2 separate regions of the Homo sapiens genome follow, and region 1 is linked to region 2. A link is an interaction called in ENCODE POLR2A ChIA-PET data of the cell type or tissue named here. Cell type or tissue: GM12878. All regions are shown on one strand.

Region 1 (2,500 bases), 85 kb after region 2:
GAAAAAAAGCAAAAGATGATTCTGGGGCATCCAGTTGTGCCAGAAAGTAAGGAAGTCCTCAGAAAAATGATGGGACAAATGACATCAAAGGGACACAGAAGCCAGTTCGAAGGGGCTCTCACTGTCCAAAACTGGGGCAGTTTGAGCATCAGAATAAATGTTAGAATGGCTTATAACCCATTGAATAAAATAGGTTCCATAAGTCTTTATAATAAATGTTTAGTAAGAAAGGAGATATTTGTAAAGTCTCAAACTACCAAAAAAAGAGTAACTTTACAGTGGAAAAGTGTGGCAAGTCACCATCTTAAAAGTGATCAATGAGGCCAGGCGCGGTGGCTCACGCCTGTAATCCCAGCACTTTGGGAGGCCAAGGCGGGCGGATCACGAGGTCAGGAGATCGTGTCCATTCTGGCTAACACGGTGAAACCCCGTCTCTACTAAAAATACAAAAATATTAGCCAGGCGTGGTGGCGGGAGCCTGTAGTCCCAGCTACTCTACTCTGGTGGCTGAGGCAGGAGAATGGTGTGAACCTGGGAGGCGGAGTTTGCAGTGAGCCGAGATTGCGCCACTGCACTCCAGCCTGGGCGATAGAGCGAGACTCTGTCTCAAAAAAAAAAAAAAAAAAAAGAGTGATCAACATGACCATCATCAGTAATATGACAAATTCAAATTATCTGCTTCCTGACAGGATGTGATGAGAAGAGCCCATCATCACATCTGTGATATTTCTGCCAAAGATAAATAACCTGAACCAATCATAAGGAAACAATAGGCAAAACAAAACTGAATGGCATTCTAAGAGTACCCAGCTCATCATCTTCAAGATTGTCAGTCATGATGGTCAAGGAAAGACTGAGTATCTGTTTCAGATAAAAGAAGATCGAAATAACATGTGACTCTGAACTTGATCCTTTTGCCAGAATGGACACTATTAAGACAAATGGTGAAATTTGAATAGGGCCTGAGGATTAGATCGTAGTAATGTTTTTACGTTAATTTCTTGGTCTTCATGGTTTCATTGTAGTTATATAGGATAACATTCTTGGCCATGCATGGTAGCTTACGCCTGTAATCTCAGCACTTTGGGAGGCCAAGGCAGGAGGATTGCTTGAGCTCAGGAGTTCAAGACCCGCTAGAAAGAGAGAGACGTCGGGCCGGGCGTGCTGGCTCACGCCTGTAATCCCAGCACTTTGGGAGGCCGAGGCGGGTGGATCACAAGGTCAGGAGATCGAGACCATGGTGAAACCCCATCTCTACTAAAAATACAAAAAATTAGCTGGGCACGGTGGCGGGTGCCTGTAGTCCCAGCTACTCAGGAGGCTGAGGCAGGAGAATGGTGTGAACACAGGAGGCAGAGCTTGCAGTGAGCCGAGATTGCACCACTGCACTCCAGCCTGGGCAGCAGAGCGAGACTCTGTCTCAAAAAAAAAAAAAAAAAAGAGAGAGACGTCGTCTCCATGAAAAATAAAAAACAATTGGCCAGGCGTGGTGGCACATGCCTGTAATCCCAGCTACTTGGGAGACTGAGCTGGGAGGATCACTTGAGCCCAGGAGCTGGAGGCTGCAGTGAGCTATGATCGTGCCATTGCACTGTAGCCTGGGTGACAGCACAAGACCCTCTCTCAAAAAAAGAAAAAAAATAACATTCTTGTTTGTTGAGAGTGATGAGTTATGTCCACAACATACTCTCAAATAATTTAGGAAAAAAATTATTTATATTGTACTTGAAAATTTTTATGAGATTGTTTCTAAAAAAATATTTAAAAATCGTGTAATGTTCATTGTAATCTATTTCACGGAAACAAAATGAAAATTATTTATTTTACTTTTATCCTAATATTTTGCTCATAAAGCTTAGATTCATTTGTTTATTTAAGAACAGTAGGGGCCAGGTGCGGTGGCTCACGCCTGTAATCCCAGCACTTTGGGAGGCCGAGGCAGGCAGATTGCCTGAGGTTGGGAGTTCGAGACCAGCCTGACCAACATGGAGAAACCCTGTCTCTGCTAAAAATACAAAATTAGCCAGGTGTAGTGGCGTGTGCCTGTAATCCTAGCTACTCGGGAGGCTGAAGCAGGAGAATCACTTGAACCCGGGAGGTGGAAGTTGTGCTGAGCCAAGATCACACCATTGCACTCCAGCATGGGCAACGAGAGCGAAACTCTGTCTCAAAAAAAAAAAAACCAAAAAAAACAGTAGGGCAGACTTTATTCAAGAGGGGCTACCACAGTGGAGTTCTGTAGCAGGAGAGAGAGATCAGGCTCAACTCCCTAAAGCTTAGATTTTAAAAAACAATAATTTATTGAGTGCTTGGATTGTGCCAGGCATTGTTACAAGCAGTTTTTGTGTATCGACACAACAGTGCTATGAGATTAGAAAGTGAAGGCAGTCACATGTTCTGAGTTTCGAGCTGGGATTCTAAAGCAGTCTAACTCCAGTGTTGTTAATCCTACATTTTACTGCCTCTAATGAAATAGTGTTACTGCATATATTTTCAATAC
Region 2 (2,500 bases):
TTTTTGGTAGAGATAGTATTTCATTATGTTACCCTAGCTGGTCTCAAATTACCCTCACTCTTGACTGAAAGTTTACTAGAAACAATTAATAATTAACAGCGCATTGAAGACCTATTTCTTCTGGCATCTACTGCTGCTGATGAGAAGTCTGCTGTCAGCCTAATTTGTGAGTAATATTTCCTTTCTCGCTGGTAGCTTTTCAAATTTCCCCTTTTAGGATTATTCTTAAAGTTCTGCAGTTTCTCTAAGCTGTCTTTTCTCGGCCCTTTTTTTAATAGGGAGAGCCCCACTCAGCTTTTCGTGCTCATTTAGTGCTCATTTTACCCTGAAGAGCCCATCTTTCTGCCTACTTCTGGGCAGAGTGGCCAGAAGGCCCAAGTCTTCTGCTTCTTCCCACTTCTTTGTGTTTCTATTCCACTTCTGTTTGGGAGATGTTTATTGCCTTGGTTTCTTGTTTGTTTTAGGAAGGAATAATTCTTCTTTTTTTCTTTTTTTTTTTGAGACGGAGTCTTGCTCTGGCCTCCAGGCTGGGGTGCAGTGGTGCGATCTCGGCTCACTGCAACCTCCACCTCCTGGGTTCAAGCAGTTCTCCTGCCTCAGCCTCAGAGTAGCTGGGATTACAGGCACCCGCCACTATGCCTGGCTAATTTTTGTGTTTTTAGTAGAGATGGGGTTTCGCCACGTTGGCTAGGCTGGTCTTGAATGCCTGACCTTGTGATCCACCTGCCTCGGCCTCCCAAAGTGCTGAGATTACAGGCGTGAGTCACAGCACCCGGCCAGGAATATTTCTTTTACATTTCTCCGATTTCATCAATCCTTGCTTCTTGCTTGGTGCTGAGGAAGGTCTCAAAGTGTACACTTACAATGTCATCTTGACTGGAAACTCTGCTTGCGGCTTTGTTAAAAAAGACAAGGTTTTTTAAGGTTCAGTCTACATGTCAGGTGTTCATTTGAAAGCTGGTAAAGGGGGCAAGATCTGCTGAACTTATCCAATTAACAAAGCTCACTAACTGAAGGACAATAGGGGAAAGTACACCACTAATTACGATCATATATTCAATAAGCATGTACTGACCATCTGCTTTTGAATCGCAGCTCTGCTACTCAGGGAGCTGCGTAATTTGGGGAAAGTTACTTAAGTTCTCTGTGCCAACTTCCTCTTCTATGAAAGGCCAAGTGTGAGGTTTAAATAAGGTAAAATGTGTAAAGTGTTTAGAATAGTGCCAGCATAGAAGTGCTCACTAAATACTAGCTATTATTCCCGTTAGAGGGAAACACTTACTCTGCATTCCCATGTTCCCACACAGGAGACAAATGCCCCACTCCATTTCTCAGGAGAAAAGGTCATGAAAGGAGCATCTGCAGTTTCTCTGTGTCCTCCACTCACTCCTCTCCAGGACCAGCAGATGACTGATCTGATGGCTGGGCTTCAGAGATGGACCTGTGTGTGACTGGCTTAATTCTTTCCAGGTTCTCTCCAATCAGAAACAACCTGTCTAACCACGCATACAAACTTTGCTTCTGGCTTGGAGGCTCAGGCTTTGTTCCTATAAGAGGAAGACCTTGGTTTCACTTGTTTTGTTATTTTGTGGGGGAGGTTCAGTCCAAGAGGAAGTATATAGAAGGAATCGACAAGCCCTTTTAGTCACAGCAAACTCTTTTAGTCACATAATTTAAATCACATTTGTCCATCAGTTTTATTAGTAATAAAGCCAATGTTCTGATCTACATTTATCTATCACCTATCCTTTTTTTTTCTTTCCCCTCCCTGAGACAGGGTCTCGTCCATTGCCCAGTGAAGTGGCGCCATCAGGGTTCACTGCACCATCAACCTCCTGGTCTCAAGCAATCCTCCCGCCTCAGCCCCTCAAGTTGGTGGGACTACAGACACGTGTCACCACACCTGGCTAATTTTTTGTTTGAATTTTAGTACAGACAAGGTCTTGCTACGTTGCCCAGACTGGTCTCGAACTGCTGAGCTCTCGAACTGCTGATCCTCCCAGCTCAGCCTCCCAAAATCCACTGGGATTACAGACTATCACCTATATCTGAACTTGCTCCAAACTCAGGAGAAGAAAGGAGTATTAGTTATTGGCTTACTCAAAATCTCAACAGCTCTGAGGATTTGGCTATAAGGTTCTTGGGGTATTAAATACAATAATAGATGTGAAGCTCTTACAGTGTTTGATATACAGTAATGCTCAATACATTTTAGCTATTAATATTATTATTATATGTGCCAGATATTGTCCTAAAAGGTGAGTTATACCAGTTGCAGGAGGAACTTAATGTTGCAACAGTATTAGAACAGCTAACCCTGTACATGAGATATTATGAACAGCAGCAGTAGCAATCCCATAATTATTTCATTAAATCACAAACACTTTTACTAAGCAAACTGCATACCCCAAAAACTGTGGCAGGTGCTGGGAATTCAATATTATTTATAGAAATCTGTCCTTCAAAAGCTTACAGGCTAGAAAGGAAGAAAGACAAGCCT

What was found. ChIA-PET counts read pairs that join two places held together with the same protein. Peaks named below come from ENCODE experiments on the same cell type or tissue, not always from the same donor. Only the 100,000 strongest peaks of a DNase experiment are listed, where the experiment ranks them.
Region 1: POLR2A ChIA-PET joins it to region 2 with 6 read pairs; 5 of 35 experiments call an interaction of 5 or more read pairs at or near these places.

What each region holds. Positions count from the first base shown.
Region 1 is chr11:75,805,972-75,808,471 of GRCh38, reverse strand. No RefSeq gene overlaps it. Among named protein-coding and RNA genes, the nearest start is that of UVRAG-DT, 7.6 kb to the left of the region's middle. In GM12878, no CTCF peak of the experiment used is centred here; no DNase peak of the experiment used is centred here.
Region 2 is chr11:75,891,176-75,893,675 of GRCh38, reverse strand. All of the region lies in intron 5 of UVRAG (UV radiation resistance associated), which reads right to left. Among named protein-coding and RNA genes, the nearest start is that of UVRAG, 77 kb to the right of the region's middle. In GM12878, no CTCF peak of the experiment used is centred here; a DNase peak (open chromatin) is centred at 1,544; H3K4me3 peaks cover 252 bases; H3K27ac peaks cover 1,725 bases.